Linked DNA regions of Homo sapiens: region 1 is linked to region 2. A link is an interaction called in ENCODE POLR2A ChIA-PET data of the cell type or tissue named here. Cell type or tissue: PC-9. All regions are shown on one strand. Links, peaks and the distances in the headings refer to the core of each region. The heading gives the core; the rest is flanking DNA. Region 1 overlaps PARN (poly(A)-specific ribonuclease). Region 2 has its middle 13 kb from the start of LINC02130.

Region 1 (11,833 bases), core at 3,032-8,031, 57 kb before region 2:
ACCTTTTCTCTACAAAAAAAAAAAAAAAAAAAAAAAAATTTAAATATTAGCTGCACGGGCATGTAGTCCCAGGTACTCAGGAGGCTGAATCGGGAGGATCGCTTGAGCCCAGGAGTTTTGACTGCAGTGAGCTATGATCGCATCAGTGCACTCCAACCTGGGGGACACAGTGAGACCTTGTCTCAAGAAAAGAAAGAAGAAAAAGTATTGGAGAAGTTTTAAATCTGTAGCATCCTTAGTCTTCAAATTTCATACCTTTATTACCACTGTCATGTTTCGTGTGCTCAACAAATGTTAAAATAATGAATGTCAGCATGATTTCTAGAGATCGTACTGAGCAGGATTTAGAGGGGCAGGGGGGTTTCCCCACTTGTATTCCTGTCCTTCATAGCTGTCTCTTCTGGATTTTTTTAGTTTATTACTCCTCAGGGACAAGCTTTTCGTTTTTCCCCTCTATATCAGCATAATCTGAAAAATATTAAAATTAAAATAACTAATAATAGACTGCATTAATAGATTAGTTCCTTTTATAGCTTTCATCATTTTAAGTGAAAACTTTCTATAAGTTATTTAGGGTTTTGAATTTATAATACTGTAATTAAAATAAGGGTTTTTTTCCTCCCATTGACAGTAAAGCTGTCACTGCCACAAGATTTGAGCTAAAAAAAAAATTGTAGATTTTGTACTTCTTTGTCAGTGCTGCCAAAAAAAAAAGAGAAAGAGACATCTTGACAACTTTTAATTGAATCAGAGAACTTGAGTGAATCGAGCTTTCTTCTGGAGCACCATTCATCGAGCAAGACCCCTGACGGTGCCAGGTGGAAACTTAATGGATCCTTTCCACCTGGTTTGTTTTCAGTGTTTAATCCTATTAGTATCAGCAGGATATAGGTCAGGATATCAGGTGCAGAACCTGTGGAATCAGCCAATTTGGCTTGCTCATTTACTTTAATAAGGTCCCATAATGAGTGAGAGTACAAAGTTCAAGCCCTGTTGAGGGTCTGCATTAAACTCTCAGAAGTATTTAGAGTGTGCCAGGAGCCGCGAAGGTCTGGTTCGGGTGGTGGCGGGAACTGTATTAGAGTGCTAGGCACGGCGCGACAAAGTCTGTCCAACCCAAAACGGTGCTGAGGCGTTGGGTGTGAGCTCCAGTACTCAGAAAAGCATCTCAGCAGGTACTCAACAGATCCTCAGGGGCTTGGGGGCCCAGCACTGGCAGTGAGGGCATGAAAGACATAAAAGGGCACTACCTGTGGGTATTTTCTGTTCTCCAAGGAGGAAGTAGCAAAAATTAGGACGCTGGAATATCCTATGTTGTAGCAATCCCAGAACAACTGATGCTCAACAAATACCACACAAAACAAATTTTTTAAAATTTAATCTTACCGGGTACAGTGGCTCATGCCTATAATCCCAGCACTTCTGGAGGGCGAGGTGGGCAGATCACCTGAGGTCAAGAGTTCAAGACCAGCCTGGCCAACATGGCGAAACCCCGTCTACTAAAAATACAAAAATTAGCCTGGCATGGTGGTGCACACCTGTAATCCCAGCTACTTGGGAGGCTGAGGCAGGAGAATCGCTTGAACCAGGGAGGCAGAGGTTGCAGTGAGCTGAGATCATGCCATTGCACTCCAGCCTGAGTTACAAGAGCGAAACTCTGTCTCAAAAAAAAAAAAAAAAAGTAATCTCTTTATATCTGTTCTTTTTCTTTTAATTTTTTCTCTTTACCCAAGCACATGAACTCATAGTATACATTTTGATATCGAAGATACACTAAGAATTAAGTACTAGACCCAATCCCAGATAACAAAATGACAAAAATAGTGGAAGAAAGGACTATTTATTGGGTTTATACTATTAGACAGAGTGCTAGGAACATCCTTTATTGTCTTGTCTAGACCTTTTAAACATGCAGTAAGGTGCAGATACTCTTTCCCAGTTGTACAGAGGAAACTGAGGCTTAGAGTTGCAGACTTAAAAGTATCTAACTGACATGTGGGAGGCTGGGGAAACTCATCCAGACTTTAGAGGAAATGAAGGATTCATTACAAAGGTGAATGTTTCTTGCAGCTGTTCTAGATCAGAAACAATTACCAATCTAGACTTTCATGTGATAAAGTCACTGGATAGAAATCCAAGCGGGCTGGGCATGGTGGCTCACGCCTGTTAGTCCACCACCTTGGGTCAGGAGTTCGAGACCAGCCTGGCCAACATGGCGAAACCCTGTCTCTACTAAAAATACAAAAATTAGCTGGGAATGGTGGTGCTCCCAGCTACTTGGGAGGCTGAGGCAGGAGACTCGCTTAAGCCCAGGAGGCTGAGGTTGCAGTGAGCCCAGATGGTGCCACTGCACTCCAGCTTGGGTGACAGAGCAAGACTCCAAGACTCCGTCTCAAGAAAGAAACAAAGAAAGAGAGAGGAGGGAGGGAGGGAGGGAAAGCCAAGTAACCAGTCTCCTTCAGGGCTTCTAGTTTATGTGTATACTATGTACTCAGCAAATATTTTTCTTGTAAGTATGGTTGTTTCAATCCTATTTTCAGGAGGTGAATGTACAGCATAAGTCCCCTCCTTTTTTGTTGATATGACTGTTGATTGGTAGTGCCAGCCACTTTCCATCCAAGCAGTTCTAGGTACATACTCGGTACGCAAAGGAAAACTACTCTGCATGCCATTAATGCTGGAATAAAATGTCTTCAGGAAGTGTGGCTGTTTTCCCAGGTCATGTTTAATTGAAGGATTTCTGTCACATACTTGTTCTTGTTGATGTGTTCCTGGGACCTGGAGAAATTGCCCACCCCCTCACTTCTCTGGAGAATCTCAGGGCCGCATGGATGGTCTGATGCTGCCTGGGCTGACCATTGTGAAAATACTGCTGGCTGGTCCCTAGCAGCAGGTTCCATCAGCACCTTAGTTAGATGGTGTTTACAGAGGCATGCCCAAAGGAGATACATTGACTATTCCCGGTTATTTTTTGTCCTGTAAATAGAGACATTGTTCAAAGTCTTTTTTCCCCTAACATTTAAAACAACATGTTAGGCCTTTTAAGTGTTTGCCAAAGAACCTGGAGTTTTATTGGAGTCTTGACTAACCTGCTGAACTTTTCAAGCTGAAACCCTAAGGGTTACAGTATAAAAATTTAGAACCTAATTAGAGCAGCAGTCTCCTCATGCTGTTACTGGTCTCCTTAAAGTCAGAAACAAGATCTACAGCTGCTGCTGTCGGTCACCTGAGAGACCAGGCTGAGGCAGCCGAGCGGCCTCCCAAGGAGCCTTTTAATTACTATGTTCAAGTGTGGTTTGCAGTGAACGTGGCGAAGGAGGTGTGGGCTGCTGTGCAGTGAGGCAGAGGCAGGGCACTCAGTGCGCATTTGTGCCCTCCCTGTTCCTCCTGGCAACTCCAAGATGTCATCAGCCTTGCAGGGAGGGGGCTCACCTTCTTAGTGTGGGAAACCGGCCCCAGGGCGTACCCCCTTCAGCGTTTCCTAGTTAGAAACTTGAGTGCAGCTTCCCAAAGGACCTTCCTGTGTACGGATGTCCACTCTGTGGAAGAGGATACAATGGGAAGCTTCCAGTGTCCTGTGCAGCTTCTTAGAATCCGTTTGGGATTCACCTGGAAAAAGCAATGCCTTACCCCTTCAAGTTTCTCCATTTCAACTCCAGTTAGGTAAAGGGGAGAAAAGCAGAAATATTCACCTTTTGTGTTCCCCGTCTTTTAATTTTTTGTTTTTTTGGTTAATAAAAATAATGTACTCAGCATGAGAATTTGGAAAATGCAGAAAAATAGAAGACAATTAAGCCCCCAGCCCCCAACTTGATGCTGTGGTAACAAGCATTGTTGCTCTGCGGCCAACCTCATACCCTGTATGCAGCTTGTATCCTGCCTTTTCCCCTTTTAGAAACTCTTGGCCAAATAATCTTAACTATAAGCATAGTATTTCATATTAAAATTTTGTTGGTTTTCTTTTAAAACATTGTTTTTAATATCTTGCGCCAGGTCAGCTTCAATAAGATATAATTGTACCCAATGAAAGTCATCACTTTCAGGTATACAATTTGATGAGCTTTGACATCTGTGTACAGTCATATAACCACCACTATGATCACGATATACAACTCCATCACTCCAGAAATTTCCCTCATGCCCGTTTGGAGTTGATCCTTCCCCCAACCCCCACACAGATCCCAGCAGCCATTGGTCTTCTTTCTGTCCCTGCGATTTTGTCTTTTCCAGAATGTCATATACCTGGAATCATGCGATAGTTAGCCTTTTGAGCCTTTCATTTAACTTCTTTCATTTAGCATGATGCATTTGTGATTTGTGGTGGTGCGTGTATCCTCAGTACACTCCGTTTTACTGCTAAGTGGTATTCCACTGTATACAGGTATCACTATTTATCCATCACCCAGGGGAAGGACATTTAGGTTGTTGCCAGTTTTTGTCAATCAAGAATCAAGCTGCTATAAATATTTGTGTACAGGTTTTTTGTATGAATTAAGTTTTCATTTTCTTTGGGTAAATATCTAGGAGTGGGGTTGCTGGGTCATATGGTAACTGTATATTTAACTTCATAAGAAATTGATACACTCTTTTCCAAAGTGGCGTCACCATTTTGGATTTCCCCCAGCAGTATACAAGGCTTCAGCTCACTCTGCGCCCTCACCAGTACTTGATATTGATACACACCCCTTTTGCTTGTTTGTTCAGCAGTTCTAATGGGTATGTAGTGGTATCTCATTGTGGCTTTGGTTTTTATTTCCCTAATGACTAATAAGCATCTTTTCCTGTGATTTTTTGCCATCCAGATTTCTTATTTGGTGAAATATCTTTTCATTTTTTCCCTTTGTTCTAGGGTTGTTTATTTTCTGACTGCATTTTGAGAGTTCTTTATAGATTCTGGATACAAGTCCTTTTAAGCATTTTACAAATATATTCTTCTAGGTTGGTTTTTCTTTTCATTTTGTTGTTGTTGGTGGTGGTGGTTTGTTGTTGTTGTTGTTGTTGTTGTTTTCGAGACAGTCTTGCTTTGTCGCCCAGACTGGAGTGCAGTGGCACGATTTCGGCTCACTGCAACCTCCGCCTCTCGGGTTCAGGCTATTCTCCTGCCTCAGCCTCCTGAGTAGCTGGGATTACAGGCGCCTGCCACCACGCCCAGCTAATTTTTGTACTTTTTTAGTAGAGATGGGTTTTACCATGTTGGCCAGGGTGGTCTCGAACCCCTGACCTCGTGATCCACCGGCCTCAGCCTCCCAAAGTGCTGGGATTACAGGCGTGAGCCACCACAGCCAGCCTCTTTTCATTATTTTAACAGTGTCTTTTCAAGAGTAGTAGTTTTAAATTTTGATGAAGTCCAGTTTATCAGATTTTTCCCCTTGGATTTTGCCTTTGGTGTCATATCTAAAAAATCTTTGCATAACTCTAAGTTGCAAATATTTTCTTCTATGTTTTCTTCCAGAAGTTTTACAGTTTTAGGTTTTACAATTAAAATGTACAATTCAAGTTAATCTTTGTATATAATGCAAGCTATGGATTAAGGTCCACTGTAGCAAAAGGCAGGTGTTTTTAAGTATCTCCCTCCCTCCCTTCCTCCCTCCCTCCCTCCCTGTCTTCTTTCCTTCCCTCCCTCCCTCTATTTTTTTTTTTTTTTTTGTGCGACAGTTTCACTCTGTCACCCACCCAGGCTGGAATGCAGTAGCACTATCACAGCTCACTGCAGCCTTGATATCCTGGGCTCAAGTGATCCTCCCACCTCAGCCTCCTAGGTAGCTGGGACCACAGGTGTGTGCCACCACACCTGGCAAATTTGTAAATTTTTTGTAGAGGCAGGGTCTCCCTGTGTTGCCCAGGCTGGTCCCAAACTCCTGGGCTCAAGCCTTCCCTCATCAGCCTCCTAAAGTACTGGGATTACAGGCATGAGCCACCACACACAGCCAAGTATCTGTTTAAAAAGAAAAGTTGTTCCTAAATGATTCCTTACACTCCAGTAAAACAGGGCTGTGAAAATGAGTTCTGTGGAAAACTGACCATAGCTGCTGCTTTTTAAAAACCATACCTTCTTATCTGCCAGTTTTGAGACTGGCCGTTTGTTGATCTACAGCTCTCCCTTTCTGGAAGGTGCTGGAAAGAACGCTGTTAGTGGCCTTCATTTCCCCTCTGGTCCGGGTCTCCTGTAGATGGCTCCTACAGTTCTGGCCCCTTTGTACACATCATTCTCGCTCAGCAGCTGTACAGGTAGACAGTGAAAACTAGCATCTTTTTGATTATAGACTGTTGGCTTTCTGGGGAACAGCCATGTTCCATGTTGGATCAGCTTATTGATTAGGGGAAGAGACCTAGCGTTCATTAAAAACTTACCCAGCAACTTTGCTGTATCACAGAAGTCCTATACAGCATAAAATAGTACTGGGTCCATCTTAGACGAAGCAGTGAGACCTGTTCAAGGTCATCCAGCTAGTAAAATGGTCCAACTTGACTTGCCTTACTCCAGAACTTTTTGCTTATTCCATTATTTCCTGTTAGCTCTTCATGGAACCACTTCCTGTGTGTCTGGTGGCTCACTGTGCACTCACACACCCCCCCCCCCAACTAATGGCAGGTGCAGATTGGCAGGTGCAGATTACAAGTATTGCAGTGCAGTTGCTTTTAGCAATTTATCTTCCTTTTTCCTCTGAGCTGGATTTAATTTACTTCAGTTCCCCACATTTGGCATTGTAGCTTTTACCTTTAGAATGGCTAATTGGCTACTGCAATATTTCTTTCATATGTGAATTATAAAAGTGCCCTTAATGGATGTTTCTTTTCATACAGTTAGGTGTTTATTGTATCATTGTGGGACTGGGAAGGCCAGGCTAGCTGCAGGTTATCACAGGCCCCTTGCAGTACTTCACTGGACCCCATGAGTCCTTTTCAGTGGATCATCTCCTGCCCATCTTCACTTCTCCAGAGTGGTCTCGCCATCTTTACTGGGTGTCCCAGAACGTGCCTGTTCAGAGCGATGAGACCCAGGGCAGAAAGAGTCCGGTTACCCTTTCCCGGTCTCCTCACCCTAACTCCCTGGATCTTATCACAGTAAATGATCAGAAGTAGAAATTCTCATGTTAGCTGAAATTCTCTTCATGTTTTTTCTTGTGTTCAGACCTCGTTATTTTTAAGCATCCCTGTTACTGATGATAACCACTGTGAACTCAGTGATATGATTCCCTAGTTTGTAAGACACTGCACCCCCTCTGTATTTAAAAGTTATTTCCCATTGGAGGTATCATCAAAGACTTCTCTCCCTTTCTAAAATCTTGGTGTTAGCAGCTAGAAGAGAGACTGCCAGTTTCCCCCGTCAGCCCTACTTTATGACTTAATGCATGGCACCACTTGTGCAGCTGACGCCTGGTCGGGCCACACTTTCCATTATGAACATGCTCTTTCCTGACTTCCCTCACATTCGTTGAAGTCCAGTCCCAGCTCAGTTGCTGGCCGCAGCTGCTCGTATTGTAGAAAGTGGCATGAATAAAAAAGAAGGGCTTCTGACATTGGGGTGAAACTTTGTCACTGAAGAGATCTTTTCAATCCAAGAAGAGGACCCCAGCCAGCTTCACCGAAGCTGGAAAAAGCTGCAACCTTCTTTTGCCCCTGTTGAGATATTGGAACCCCCACTGGTTGGCTTCCCTCTGCCCTTCAGCTGCCCACCTGAGATTTCTCACCTAGGCAGAGCCACAGCACAGCACAGAGAAACTCAGTTTCCAGGGACTTTGGCAGGGATGTTGGTGCTGTGGGAGGATTCAGACCCCATCTCAGCCACTTGCTAGCTCTGTACATCTGGTCATATTACCCCACTTCTCTCAATCTGTTCTTGCATCTGTAAAATGGGGTAGTGTTACCACCTTGGTGGGCTTTTAATGAAGATTATATGAATTAAATGCCCGCTGTATTGCCAACAAAGAATCCAGCATGGTGTTCAGTGAGGAATACTGTGCATGGCTACAGTTTAACTCCTGTGAAATAAATAGATAGATGCTGGAGGCAGGGAGGTGCTTCCTCCGCGCCCCCATGATGTTTCTGTGGTTTCACTTTCCCATGCTGGGCACTGCCCTCCCTAGACAAGACCTGTCTGTGGACTCTTTCCAGCGCAGCTGTTTAGCCAGACGCTGGCCCCGTCTGCAGCCGTCACAGGCCCTCTGTCTGTCTGCTGGTCATGTCATGCTCTCCTCAAGGTGCCGTCCTGGTCCTGCTGTTCATATTGTTTTGTTCTTTCCCACCAGGAAGCATCTCGAAGAACAGCCCTGCCACACTCTTTGAAGTTCCTGACACATGGTAACCAAGACCTGAGGGCAGCAAACCGCTGGTGCTGTCGCTGTGAGCAAGAGCCGGCTGGCACATTTGGAAGCCGCACTGTATTTAACTTAATCAAATGTGGTATGGGAGGGGTTGGAAACCAAGTTGTCTCCTGGGGGGGAGAAAACAGGTTTTATTTTTGTGGCTGTGGTTTTTTCCCCTTTTTAATCTAACTGCCTGTTGACATTGACACTCATCACGGTTGTAGGCTGTCATGAATGTGTACGTGCTTAACCAGTGAATTCCGTGTTGCTCTTGTGAGGCCTTTCCTGTCATGACCCAGTGTGCTTAAGAACCTGCCTGATGGGGAGTGTCGGCTGTGAAATCTGCAAAAAGAGCTGACATTCCAGCTGCTGTGATCATGAATTTGGGGGTGTACTGTCCTGCCTGTGCATCTTCTCGCACTGAGATTTTGAGGCAGTTGCAGCCCTCGGTTAGTCTCCCAGTGGAAAAATCGGTTGTGCCTCCCTGCTTCCCACCATAGCTGCCTGAAAACATGACGCTCTCAAGCTTGTCCTTCCTTCAGGAAGATGTCCACTCATGCCCACCCATGAGAGGGCTTGCCGTATGCCCTGGCCTTTGGGCATATTTATGTAGAGTTCCTTTCTCCTAAGACGTGAGTTTCTCATGGGGGATGTACGAGTAAAAAGGTTAACTTCTGTTCTTATGCGTGGCGCTGTGTTCACTTTCCAGAGTCTCTGTTCGTTTGTTTGGATGGCGGTCTCGGGGTACGGCAGCGTGTGTGCGTACGTGTCTGTGTGTGTGTGTGTGTGTGTGTGTGTGTGTGTGTGTGTGTGTGTGTGAAATCGTGCAAATCTACAACATGTCCCAGCCCATTCTCCGTTGAAACAGATCACAGCAACGACAAACGCTCATGGCGCTGCTTTGCTCCACCCGCTTCAGATAGATCATTGTTAGATATTTCACATTTTTGTATGGTGGAAATAAAAATGAAAAATGTATTTCCAAAAGATGAAAATTAAAAACATTTTCATAGGACTCTGGTTTTCTCCTCTCTTTTTTTTTAATAAGTGAATGATGTTTTCGCTCTCTAGTAATACACAGATAAATTTCACACTCCTAAAAAAATCTGCTAAGCCACTAAGGCTGATGTTCATGGATTTTTTTCTTCTTCTTTTTACCCCTAACTGCTATACCTGCCACGATGGATCGGCTCCTCAGTACCGAGCTGAGCCCTGGTGGTAAGTGGCCTTGTAGGAGGGTGGGAGGAATGAGGACCCTTAGCACTCACACTGGAATCCCAGGGTGTTATGCAGATTCCGATTTGTAAGACAGTTTCCCTAATCAAGAGCCTCTGTCACACCTGTAAGCTGAGACGGGAGGATCACTTGAGCCCAGGAGTTCAAGACCAGCATGGACAACGCAGTGAGACCCTGTCTTTAAAAAAAAAAAAAAAAAAATTTTTTTTTTTTTTTTTTTTAAAGCATGTTAACTTCTCTTCCCCCTTCCTGCTCCTCTCCCTTCCTACAAAACTCCCTGGAGTTTTGTAGCCACAAAGTTAGAAACCCAGGCTTGGCAGGAAGGACTGCCCACCCCTCCTAGAGTAGTCAGCACACACGGCTCAGTGGAAAGTGTGAAGGTAGGATGGAGACAGACAGTAAAGGAGGGTGTATGCAGGAATGTGTAGAGAGGGCTGCCGGACTGCCGAGTCAGCAGCACTCACGGAGAAATGAGGAGAGTCTGACCCTTGATTTTGAAAGAAAAAGAGGGGGCCCAGCGCAGTGTCTCACGTCTATAATCCCAACACATCGGGAGGCCAAGACAGGAGGATCACATGAACCCAGGAGTTCGAGACCAGCCTGGGCAACACAGGGAGACCCCATCTCTACAAAAAATACAAAAATTAGCCAGGCGTGGTGGCGCATGCCTGTGGTCCCAGCTACCCGGGACCGCAGGAGAATCGCTTGAACCCAGGAGGTGGAGGTTGCAGTGAGCTGAGATTGTGCTGCTGTACTCCAGCCTGGGCAACAGAGCAAGAATCTGTCTCAAAAACAAAAGGAAAATAAACAACTTCACAGGGTAGTTGTGAGGATTAAATGAAATTACGTACAATGCCCAGCACGCGCAAGTACACAGTAAACTGTAGTTATATTTAAAGATTATGCTTTTGATCTGAAATGCTTACTGCATTCGCTTCTATCAGTGGGAGCAGACATAGTCACTGGAATTTGACTTAGAATTAAACACCCAGAGGAGCTTTCATACATGCCCAGACCTTTATTTTCTCTGCTGCATCAAATGACTTAAAACAGGTGAGCTGTGGCTCATGCCTGCAATCCTGCCACTTTGGGAGGTGGAGGCAGGTGGATCGCTTGAGCCAGAAGTTCAAGAGCAGCCTGGGCAACATGATGAAACGCTGTCTCTACAGAAAATTTAAAAATTGGCCGGGTGTGGTGGTGTTCGTCTGTTGTCTCAGCTACTCGGGAGGCTGAAGCAGGAGGATTGCTTGAGCCTAGGAGGTTGAAGCTGCAGTGAGCTGTGATTGCACCACTGTGCTTCCAGCCTGGGTGTCAGAGCAAGACCCTGTCAAAAACAAAACAGGTGAGCTGGGCTAACCCACTTCCTCCTCCACACACACACACCAGGCTTTCTTGACATATCTTTTAGGCATAAAATCCTAGGATGGTACTTCTGGCCTTTTGATACCGAGGCCCAGGGGCATATTATGACAACAAGGCTATTGTCTGGGGGCTTCTTGAGCATGGTAGCCAGATCTGGAGGCAGGCATCAGAGTGGGAACTTCCGTGTTTCCCTGCAAATAGTTCTGTAGTCCTTTGATTTTGGAGCTGGGATGGAGATCAAGCGCTGTGGCTCTGTCTATTTTCATAACTTTGTATTTGTCCAGTTTTCCCCTTGAGATTTTATTATGAAGATTTTCAAGCATACACCACCTAGGTCATCATTACCATTTTGTTATACAGTCATGCCTTGCCATCAACAATGGAGGTCCCATTAGATGATCTTAGAGCTGGGAAATTCCTATCAGCTCCAGTGTATACGTGTTTTAAGCTAAGTGTTGTTACAAAGGGGTCAAATAGTTGAAAAAAATTTAGAAGTTTATTAAGTAAAGAAGTTACAGTAAGCTAAGGTCATTTTATTCTTGAAAGGAAAATTTTTTCTAAATTCAGGGTAACTGTGAGTCCTAGGCCTTCACATTCACTCTCTATCACTCACCAGAATGCCTTCCAGCCCTGCAAGCTCCATTCATGGTAAGTGCTCTACACAAGTGTATCATTTTTATTTTTATACTGTATTTTTATTGTAGTTTTTCTGTGTTTAGATACACAAATACCATTGGGTTACAGTTGCCTACAGTATTCCGTACAGTAACATGTTGTAAAGGTTTGTAGCCCAGGAGCAATAGGCTATACTCTCTAGGTTTGGGTAAGAACACTATGATGTTCATACAATGATAACATTGCAGGCTGGGCATGGTGGCTCACACCTGTAATCCCAGTGTTTTGGGAGGCCAGTGCAGGAGGACTGAGTT
Region 2 (11,833 bases), core at 4,350-9,349:
TTCTAATTCCCATGAGTCATTCAAGGTGCTGATTCTCAGCCCTGGCTGCATGGGAGAGTCACCTGGGAGCTTTAAAAGGTGTATGTCTGGATCCCACATCAGCCCAATTAAATCAGACCTGTGGGTGCCAAGCACAGTCATTGTTTTTTGGTTTTTGTTAAAGCTTCCCCCATGATTCTGAAGCAAAGCCAAGGCTAAGAACTTCTATATTAAAATAAAGTTAAATAAAATTAAATAAAAATTACATCTAAAATTAGCAAAGAGAATTTTAGATTTTTCTTAGGCCACTCTCCAACTTGTTTTTGTGAATATTTTTATACAGACAAAAATCTTGGAGGAAAAATAGTACATAAACTCACCTATCTACCCACTACCTCGATTCGGTAATTATTTTCTGTATTTGTTTTATCTCACTCTGTGGAGGTTAAAGATAAGTTAGACCTTAAACACTTCACCCCTAAGTACAATTAACAAATTTCAACATCATCTAATAGCCTGTCCACATTCAAATATTCTCAGTTGTCCCAATATGTAAAAATACATTTCGCTATGCACAGTAGCTCAAACCTGTAATCTCAACAATTTAGGAGGCCAAGGTGGGAGGATCACTTGAGCCCAGGAGTCCAAGACCAGCCTGGGCAACACGGTGAGACCCTGTCTCTACAAAAAATACAAAAACTAGCCATGCGCGGTGGCATATGCCTGTAGTCCCAGCTACTCAGGGGCCTGAGGTGGGAGAATAACTTGAGCCCTGGAAGTTGATGCTGCAGTGAGCCATGACGGCATCACTGCACTCCAGCCTGGGCAACAGAGTGAGATGTCATCTCAAAAACAAACAAAAAATAACATTTTATAGTCAAGCGTGGTGTCAGGCACCTGTGATCCCAGCTACTTGGGAGGCTGAGGCAGGAGGATCGCTTGAACCTGGGAGGTAGAGGTTGCAGTGAGCCAAGATTGTACCACTGCACTCCAGCCTTGGTGACAGAGTGAGACTCTGTCTCAAAATAAATAAAAATATATTTTATACTTTATTTTGATAAATAATAAATTATAATAATTTATTATATGTCATAAATATACCATGGGCTCAAGTGATCCTTCCCCCTCAGCCTCCCAAGTAGCTAGGACTACAGGCACGTGCTACCATGCCCAGCTGATTTTTCTATTTTTAGTGGAGATCAGGTTTCACTATGTTGCTCAGGCTGGTCTTGAACTCCTGAGCTCAAGCAGTCTGCCTGCCTTGGGCTCCCAAAAATAGTGGGATTAATTACAGGCGTGAGCCACCGCGGCCAGACACGTTTTAGATTTTAAACCAGGATCCTATCACGCATGCATTGCACGTTGCATTTGGTTGCATTGTTTCAATCTTTGGGTCTATTTTTTTGTCCTGCCATTTCCCCCTACCCATGACACTGACTTCTAGAAGAGTCTAGGTTCTTTTTGTATTGTAGGTTATCTTAAATTCTGTACAGCATTCCCCCCTTGTCCAAGGGGAGTACACTCCAATAACCCCACTGATGCCTAAAACTGTGGCTAGTACTGAGCCCTATATATATTAATACTATGTCTCTTTCTGTAGATAGATACCCTTGACAAAGTTTAATTTATAAATTAGGCACAGTAAGAAATCAGCGACAAGGACTCATGATAAAATGGCACAATTATAACAATATACTGTAATGAGTTTTATGAATGTGGGCTGTCAATATCCTGCTACACTGTAGTCACCGATTTTCATTTCTTTTTGAGATGGAGCTTCGCTCTTGTCACCCAGGCTGGAGTGCAATGGTGCAATCTCAGCTCACGGCAACCTCTGCCTCCCGGGTTCAAGCGATTCTCCTGCCTCAGCCTCCTGAGTAGCTGAGATTACAGGAGTGTGCCACCATGGCTGGCTAATTTTTTGTATTTTTAGTAGAGACAGGGTTTCCCTATGTTGGCCAGGCTGGTCTCGAACTCCTGACCTCAGGTGATCCACCTGCCTTGAGCTCCCAAAGTGCCAGGATTATAGGCATGAGTCACTGCACCTGGCCAGTCACCTATTTTCCAACCACAGTTGACCACGAGTAACAGAAACCTGGGAAAGTGACATTGAGGATAAGGGAGAACTACTGTATTTGTGTAATTCTTTTTTTTTTTTTTTTTGAGATGGAGTGTTGCTCTGTTGCCCAGGCTGCAGTGTAGTGGCACGGTCTTGGCTCACTGCTGCAACCTCTGCCTCCCGGGTTCAAGCAATTCTAGTGCTCTCGAACTCCTGATCTCGAGTGATCTGCCCACCTTGGCCTCCCAAAGTGCTGGGTTACAGGAGTGAGCCACCGTGTCTGGCCTGTATTTGCCTAATTTTTCCCTCGTGAAGCCGTTCAACTTGTTCATCTGTCTCATGTATTTCCTGCACCCTGGAAAGTTAGGCCTAGATGAAAGATTTTTTTTTTTTTTTTTTTTTGAGATGGGGTCTCACTCTGTCGCCAGGCTGGAGTGCAATGGCACGATCTCGGCTCACTGCAACCTCCGCCTCCTGGGTTCAGGTGGTTCTCCTGCCTCAGCCTCCGGAGTAGCTGGGACTACAGGCGCGTGCCACCATGCCTGGCTAATTTTTTGTATTTTTAGTAGAGATGGGGTTTCACCATGTTAGCCAGGATGGTCTCGATCTCCTGACCTTGTGATCCGCCTGCCTCGGCCTCCCAAAGTGCTGGGATTACAGGCGTGAGCCACCACGCCTGGCGAGATGAAAGATTTTAGCGCCCCAGGGGTAACGTGATGTTGGGTCACATCACGGGGGCACCTGCCAGCAGACTGTACCACTCAGGGGTCCTGAGCTTATTGCTTCATTTACGTGTTCACTGCTTGATGTCCCCATTGTCAAGTCATTGTCCCTCTGCCATAGGTAGTCTGTGGGGTGCTGTCCTGGCTCTGGGTGAGTAGCCTGCTCCCCAGTGACCTTTTACCCAGCACATTGGCATCTCATCATGACCCTGGCCTGAATCGACAATTGCACTGGGGTTTGCAAAACTGTGATTTTGCTAACTCCATCATAACTGCTACATTTGAACTGGTAATCTTCTATAGAAAAGAACTTTTCTGACTGGGCGTGGTGGGTCATTCCTGTAATCCCAACACTTTGGGAGGATGAGGCAGGAGGATCGCTTGAGCCCAAAAGTTTGGGACCAGCCAGGGCAACATATTGAGACCTCGTTTCTACAAAACATTTAAAAATTAGCTGAGCATGGTGTGGCATGCACTTGTGGGGCTATCTGGGAGGCTGAGGCAAGAGGATCGCTTGAGCCCAGGAATTGGAGGCTACAGTGAGCTGTGATTGCATCACTACATTCCAGCCTGGGTGATGCAGTGACACCCTGTCTCAAAAAAAAAAAAAAAAAAAGGCTTTCCCCCACTTTTATTTTTTAAGTTCAGTGAATTCTTATTAGAGTGAGTTATGTTTTCTAAAGTTGCCACAGCAAACATTGAATTAAGGCATGCTGAACCCTTGCTTCCAGGGGAAATATAGGTTTAGTTCCTGTAAGCCTCTGGTCATGTTGTCAACTGATGAATACATAACCTGGTTTTATCTGCCTTTCTGTTTGAAGATGCCTTATTTAATATACATGTTTGGTTTGTTAACATTGAACTAAAAGCCAGCAGCACTACAACTTGTCTCTGAGTGAAGCTTATCTGACATACACATTTTCTCTGTGAGGCTCATCACAGCTTTCCTTGCTTAGAAACATTGGACACTAAGGCTGGGCACGGTGGCTCACGCCTGTAATCCCAGCACTATGGAAGGCTGAGGCGGGTAGATCACCTGAGGTCAGGAGTTGGAGACCAGTCTGGCCAACATGGTGAAACCCCGTCTCTACTAAAAATACAAAAAATAGCCAGGTGTGGTGGTGCATGCCTGTAATCCTAGCTACTCGGGAGGCTGAGGCAGGAGAATTGCTTGAACCCGGGAGGCGGAGGCTGCAGTGCGCCAAGATTGCGCCACTGCATCCCAGCTTGGGCAACAGAGTGAAACTCTGTCTAAAAAAAAAAAAAAAGAAAAGAAACTTTGGACATCACATTAGCAGTACACGGGGACCATTTTAAGTGATAAAATCACCTACACAAATACAGAAAACGTGGCACATCTGGTTAAATCGACTACAAAAAGGACGCTTGTTTACAGTATGGGAACTGAAAGGAGGCAGAGTGTCACCTTGTTTGACCTCCCCTGGGAGCACTCACGTCAGGAGATTAAGATTTTTTTCCCTGCTTTGCCTTTGTGATTGACAATGAAAATGTTGCAAGTGCTGTTGATTTGGGGGTTACAAATAAATTATAGCGAGTAGGCATATCTGCAAATATCAGATCCTTGAATAATGAGGATAATTGTCAATATGGACAGATGGATTTTTATTCATCCAATTTATTATTCAATATGTTATACTTCATTATAGTCATTATTCTTCTAGATGTTTAAAAGTCCCTGTGTGGCCAACGGATGTCCCTTCGACCTGACTTCTATGTCCCTTTGATGTGATTCTTTTTGTCTTTGATAGCTTTCTCGATTTTCTATACAAGATATCGTAAGCTCAGCTGGAATCAGCCATTTCTCCAAAGAGCCTCAGTTCTTAGTTAAGAGGAAATGGTGTTTAGAATCCCAGACCTGGGTGTTAGATGTGCTCATTGCTGCTGGGCTGTCATTACCCCAGGCTATTTCAGTGGACAGAGACCTAAAATGTATTTTTAAAAAATTATGCGTGGGTTGGACATGGTAGCTTACGCCTATAAATCTCAGCACTTTGGGAGGCTGAGGCAGGCAGATGGATGGAGCCCTGGAGTTCAAGACCAGCCTGGGCAATATGGTGAAACCCTATCTGTACAAAAAATACAAAAATTAGCTGCACTTGGTGGCACACACCTGTTGTCCCAGTTACTTTGGAGGCTGAGGTGGGAGGATCACTTGAGCCTGGGAGGCAGAGGCTGCAGTGAGCTAAGATCTTGCCATTGCACTCCAGCCTGGGTGATAGAGCAAGACAAGACCTTTTCTCAAAAACAACAAAACAACAAACTCATGCATGAATACTGATAAATCTTATATGTATACATATAAAATTGAAACCTTGGAAAGTGAAACAAAGGATAAGGGAGATATCAACAGAGGATACTGATAGTTCCAATGTAAACGTCACATGTCAAGAGTGTTTTCATAACTACTTTTTTTATTGTTTTTAGAATATACATAACATAAATTGACCTTCTTAATTTTTCTTTTTTATTGAGATGGAGTCTCACTCTGTCACCCAGGCTGGAGTGTAGTGGTGCAATCTTGGCTCACTGTAACCCTCGCCTCCCAGGTCCAAGCCATCCTCCTGCCTCAACCTCCCGAGTAGCTGGGATTACAGGCATGTGCCACTATGCCCAGCTAATTTTTATATTTTTAGTAGAGATGGGGTTTCACCATGTTGGTCAGGCTGGTGATCTCCTGACCTCAGGTGATCCGCCCACCTCGGCCTCCCAAAGTGCTGAGATTACAGGTGTGAGCCACTGCACTTGGCCTGACCTTCTTAACTTTTTAAGTTCAATGACATTAAGTGCATTCACATTATTGGGCAGCCCTCGCCACCATCCACCTCCAGAATGTTTTCATTTTCCCAGACCACGATTCAGTATCCATTAAATACAAACTCCTCATCTCCCTTCCCAGCCCTCGGTAACACCGTTCTATTTTCTGTCTCTATAAATCTGACTACTCTAGGAACCTCATATGTGGAATCACACACTGTCTGTCCTGCCATGACTATCTGCTTTTACAAAGCATGATGTTTTTGACAATCATCTGTATTGTAGCCTATGTCAGAATTGTCTTCTTTTTTTTTTTGGACAGAGTCTTGCTCTGTCACCCAGGCTGGAGTGCAGTAGTGCGATTTCAGCTCACTGCAACCTCTGCCTCCCAGGTTGAAGCAGTTCTCCTGCTTCAGCCTTCCGAGTAGCTGGGACTACAGGTGCCCACCCCCATGTCCGGCTAATTTTTTGTGTTTTTAGTAAAGACGGGGTTTCACCATGTTGTCCAGGGTAGTCTCGATCTCCTGACCTCGTGGTCGATCTGCCCGCCTCGGCCTCTCAAAGTGCTGGGATTACAGGCGTGAGCCACCGCGCCCAGCCAATTTCCTTCCTTTTTTGAGGCTAAATAATATTCTATTGTCTTTATATACCATATTTTGTTTATCATTCATCTGATAATAGACACGGGTGTTATTTCTACCTTTTGACTTATTGTGAATGATGCTCTTATGAATATTGGTATAAAAATGGCTGTTCAGCTGTTCATCCTAACTGCACTTATTTTTATTATTTTTTGAGATAGGGTCTCGCTCTGTTGCCCAGGCTAGAGTACAATGGCACAATCACAGCTCACTGCAGCCTCTACCTGGGCTCAGGAGATCCTCCCACCTCAGCCTCCCAAGTAGCTGGGAATACAGGTGTGCATCACCATGGCTGTTTTTTTGGTAGAGACTAGGTTTTGCTGTGTTGCCTGGACTGGTCTCAAAATCCTGGGCTCAAGTGATCCTCCCACCTCAGCCTCCCAAAGTGCAGGGATTATAGGCATGAGCCACCACACCTGGCCTCATCATAACTACTTTTATATTTATATCTCTTTTTTCACACACTGAAAATCTAGGTCCCTAAAAACATTAGTATTTATCCTACACTAAGTATACAATTATTCAAAAATTGTAATAGCAACAACCTCTAAAAACAAACCTACAAAAGATATAAAGCAGATTGGTGGTTTTCAGGGCCTGGGAGAAGGGTGGAGTAAGGAGTGGCTGATTCATGGGGATGAGGTGTTCTTTTGAGGCAATAAAAAGTTCCAGATAGTGATGATAGATAGTGGTGATAGTTGCACAACATCTTCAATGTCCTAAATGCCACCGAGTTGTACACTTTAAAACTTTAATTAATTTCATGTGAGTTTCACCTCAATTAAAAAAAAGAAGACAGGCCAGGCGCGGTGGCTCACGCCTGTAATCCCAGCACTTTGGGAGGCTGAGGCGGGTGGATCACGAGGCCAAGAGATTGACGCCATCCTGGCTAATATGGTGAAACCTCGTCTCTGCTAAAAATACAAAAATTAGCTGGGCGTGGTGGCACGCGCCTATAGTCCCAGATACGTGGGAGGCTGAGGCAGGAGAATCGCTTGAACCCGGGAGGCGGAGGTTGCAGTGAGCCGAGGTCGCACCACTGCTCTCCAGGCTGGGTGACAGAGCAAGACTCCGTCTCAAAACACACACGCGCTTGCACACACACACACACACACAGACATGGGGGCTATTTAAGATGCCTATGTCATTCTTTTTGTCCTTAAAATATGTCACTGAATATATATCACCCTGAGGAGGTACAGTAAGATCACTGTGTTCAACAGGTAGTATTAACAGAAATAAGTTTTCATCCAGGCACAGTGGCTCACTCCTGTAATCTCAGCGCTTTGGAAGCCGAGGTGGGCGGATTACTTGAGTTCAGGAGTTCGAGACCAGCCTGGCCAACATGGTGAAACCCTGTCTCTATGAAAAACACAAAAATTAACCAGGTGTGGTGGCAGGCGCCTGTAATCCCAGCTACTCGGGAGGCTGAGGCAGGAGAATCGCTTGAACCTGGGAGGTGAAGGCTGCAGTGAGCTGAGATTGTGCCACTGCACTCCAGCCTGGGCCATAGAGTGAGACTCTATCTCAAAAAATAAATAAATAAATAAGTTTTCTCATTTTGATTATGTTATCAATTTGATATGCAATTAGGTTACTTGTTTCTGTATTGTATTCACCTTTGGGATTTGCTTTTTATCTTTTTTTTATTATTATTATTATTATTTTTTGAGATGGAGTTTCACTCTTGTTGCCCAGGCTGGAGTGCAATGGTGCAATCTCAGCTCAGTGCAACCTCTACCTCCCGGGTTCAAGCGTTTCTCCTGCCTCAGCCTCCCGAGTGGCTGGGATTACAGGTGCGTGGCACCACACATGGCTAATTTTGTATTTTTAGTAGAGATAGGGTTTCTCCATGTTGGTCAGGCTGGTCTCAAACTCCTGACCTCAGGTGATCCGCCTGTCTCAGCCTCCCAAAGTGCTAGGATTACAGGCATGAGCCGCTGCATCCGGCCTATTTTTATTTGAGATGAGGGTCTCATTCTGTTGCCCAGGGTGGAGTGCAATGGTACAATCTCAGCTGACTGCAACCTTTACTTCCTGGGCTCAAGAGATCCTCCTCCCTCAGTCTGGGACAACACATCTTGAATGTACTAAATGCCACTGAATAGTAAACTTTAAAACAGCAAATTTCATGTCTGAGTTTCACCTCAATAAAAAAAACAAAACTACAAATGTGGGTGATATTTACGATGCCTATGTACTTATTTTTGTCCTTAAAATATGCCACCCTGCGTGGCTAATTTTTGTATTTTTTTGTTTGTTTTTTGTTTTGTTTTGTTTTGTTTTGAGATGGAGTCTTGCTCTGTCACCCAGGCTGTAGTACAGTGGCTCCATCTCAGCTCACAGCAACCTCTGCCTCCTGGGTTCAAGCAATTCTCCTACCTCAGCCTCCTGAGTAGCTGGGACTACAGGTGCGCCCACCACGCCTGGCTAATTTTTGTATTTTTAGTAGAGATGGGGTTTCACCATGTTGGCCAGGCTGGTCTCAAACTCCTGACCTAAAGTGATCCTCCCGCCTCAGCCTGCCAAAGTGGTGGGATTACAGGCATGAGCCACCGTGCCTAGTCTTTTCCATTTTAAATGATAAGAAATGATAACACTTTATCAAATGTTATAAATATTTTTTTAATTTGTCCTTTGCCTTTCATTTTTGAACACAGCCTTAAAAAGAACAGGAATGTAAGATTCGTATGTGGCCCATTTTACCATAAGGGAGCTTCATGGTTTCTTGTCTCCGGTGCTGTGTACTTTTTCTTTTTGCTTTTCTGTGTCTTTGCATTGAAACATTTAACCATTGGCTTTTGTTTCCAGGTGAAGTAGGCATCGAACTCTGCTCATTTTCCAAATCACTGGCCATTTTGAATGACAAGTCCTTTGCCGCCCACTTTGATATGCTTCCTTTACTGCAGACTGAGTTCTCATGGAGGCTCAGGTCTCTTTCTGGACTCTCTTCCAGTCTATCCCTCTGCCATTCACGTTGTTATAGTTCCTGCCCAGTCTCCACTGTAGAATCTCTGAATTCCCCCAGACTGGAGAGTTGGGAGGTTGGACCGACCCCCTTTGTAAGGTTTTAGTTCAAGGCAAACCCCGTGGCCCAGCCGTTCAGAAGACACGTTCGGGCGATACCTTCTGCCCAGGTACTGTTTTCAGTGCCAAAAATAGAAAGATGATAAAGGCTTGGTCCCTAAGGCTCTCAAGGGTGACTGCTGCAGTGTTGGAGTTGAGTTTTGAAGGTTGGATAGAATTTTCTGGGCAGAGGAGAAAGGGCAGTGGGGGAACAGAACGTGGCAGACCTAGGAGGCATCATGACGGGGCTCAGGGCCAGCTCCCTATGGCTGGAGCAAGGATGGGAGTGAAGGAGTGTCCCAGCTTTGGTCTTGGGGAGGGAGGCAGGGCTGGGCCTCTTTCCCAGTGCCGAGCACTGGAAAGCCACTGAAGCTTTTATATGAACAGAAGCAGAGTAGCCTGGTGGGCTCTGGTTTGGTAAGATGGGCCTGGGGGTTGGGTGGGGAGGCAGCTACTTAGAGGGACAGTGAGGGTCTGTCTGAGAGGTCCTCCCCATTCTCCGCCAAGTCCCTCTGGACTTAGATTCAGAGCCAAGGGTAACTCTGATTTGTTTGGAGGCCTGTCCCTCTCATCCTGACCCCGCCTTGGCCCTGGATAGATGCATTAGGCGGTGTGTCCTACCTGTGGCCCAAGGTCCTCCCTCTCCTCCTCCCTCCCAGGATCTCCAGAAAGACCCAGGCTTGCCTGTAATCCCAGCACTTTGGGAGGTCGAGGGCAGATCACTTGAGGTCAGGAGGTCAAGACCAGCCTGGCCAACGTGGTAAAACCCCGTCTTTACTAAAAATACAAAAAAATTAGCCAGGCGTGGTGGCAGGTGCCTGGCACCTACTCGGGAGGCTGAGGCAGGAAAATCGCCTGAACCCAGGAACTCAGGAGGCAGAGGTTGCAGTGAGCTGGGATTGCGCCACTATGCTCCAGCCCGGATGACAAAGTGAGACTCCATCTCAAAAAAAGAGATCCAGGCTCAATTCAAAGATGCCCGCTTGCTTTGAGCTCACATTTTCTTCTCACTCCTTGGCCGAGGCCTTGACGTGTGTCCTGGGATGGAGATGTTGGGGTGGGGACCGGGTAACTCTGGTCCCTTGTGGCGCTGAGGGAGCATGACAGGAGAGCTGTCCAACCCCACTGCACATTCTTGAGGGCTCCTTCCGATGGCCCAGGAGGCTCACTGGGCAGGCATGGAGAGTGAGCCTGGGGACTTGCCCAGGACTTGGGAGAAGAAGTGCAGAGACAAGATTGCCCCCAGGCCTCTGAGTGGCTTCAAGGAGGGGAGTGGACAGGAGAGGTGGGGCATCACGGGGCTGGCTACCAGGAAGGAGCTGGGCCCGGGAAGGAAAAGGGCCCCCAATCCCATGGGTTGTTGTAAAAACTCCCAGAAGGCCTGGGGCAGGTGGAGAGGGCTGGGGGACTCCGCGTGGGTTCACGAAGCCTTGTGACTCACTGTCCTGCCACTCTGTTTCTCAACTAACCAGCTCAGTGCAGGAATCCCTGGGGGTGCGGAGCCCTTTCTGAGTCAACCTTTTCCTCAATGGGCAACTCATCGTCTGGGACCACATGAACCCAGCTGCACCCCAAGCTGTGTCCTGCCTGCCCTGTGGCCTCAGCCAGGTGGGCCCGTGTACCCCTCCCCATCTCTTTCTTCCACTGCAAAATGGGGGGATTGTGCAGCGTGCCTGGTATCTGGTCCATCTTCAATACACAGCGATGGGGATGGTCTCATGTCTCCCTCCCGCTCCTTGGTCTTGGCAAAGATGAAGGACCTCGGGCTTCTAGAAGGATCAGCGTGCAGACCAGGGCTTCTGCATAAAGCTCCCCTGATAGCCAAGAGACAGGCCTTTCTGTTTCCCCAGCTCCTCCCACCTAGGGTAAGCCCAGCTCTGGTCAACCACACCCTTCCTTCAGGCGATCAGGTAACAGGATATCCAAGTGACACAGGGCAAATCTCTTCCCCTTCCAGCCTCAGTAAGCTCATCTCCGTGGCCAGAGTGGAACCCGTTAGACTTTCCCATGTCCAAATTCCAGGATCCCTTTTTTTTCTTCTTCATATGAATGGGATCAAATAACATGTGACTTTTGTGTCTGGTATCTTGCATTTAGCATAATGTTTTCAAGGCTCATTCCTGTGTCAGCACTACTTTTTTTTTTTCCTGCCAGATGTACGTTCATAAGTACTTAATTTTTTTTTTTTTTTTTTCTGGAGACAGAGTTTTGCTCTTTTTGCCCAGGCTGGAATGCAGTGGCATAATCACAGCTCACTGCAACCTCCGCCTCCCCGGTTCAAGGAATTTTCCTGCCTCAGCCTCCTCAGTAGCTGAGATTACAGGCATGCACCACCACACCTGGCTAATTTTTTGTATTTTTAGTAGAGACAGGGTTTCACCATGTTGACCAGGCTGGTCTCAAACTCCTGACCTCAAGTGATCAGCCCACCTCGGCCTCCCAAAGTGCTGGGATTACAGGTGTGAGCCACCACACCTCAGCCTCCAGAGTAGCTGCCTCAGCCTCCAGAGTAGCTGGGATTATAGGTGTGCACCACCACACCTGGGTAATTTTTGTTCTTTTAGTAGAGACGGGGTTTTGACATGTTGGCC

What was found. Peaks named below come from ENCODE experiments on the same cell type or tissue, not always from the same donor. Only the 100,000 strongest peaks of a DNase experiment are listed, where the experiment ranks them.
Region 1: POLR2A ChIA-PET joins it to region 2 with 32 read pairs; 4 of 35 experiments call an interaction of 5 or more read pairs at or near these places.

Annotation. Positions count from the first base shown.
Region 1 is chr16:14,433,189-14,445,021 of GRCh38, reverse strand. PARN (poly(A)-specific ribonuclease) reads left to right here. Exons shown (of 24, transcript NM_002582.4): 24 at 8,250-9,321. The coding sequence ends at 8,305. Among named protein-coding and RNA genes, the nearest start is that of LINC03107, 10 kb to the right of the region's middle. In PC-9, for the core only: no CTCF peak of the experiment used is centred there; no DNase peak of the experiment used is centred there.
Region 2 is chr16:14,377,773-14,389,605 of GRCh38, reverse strand. No RefSeq gene overlaps it. Among named protein-coding and RNA genes, the nearest start is that of LINC02130, 13 kb to the right of the region's middle. In PC-9, for the core only: no CTCF peak of the experiment used is centred there; a DNase peak (open chromatin) is centred at 6,855; H3K27ac peaks cover 1,455 bases.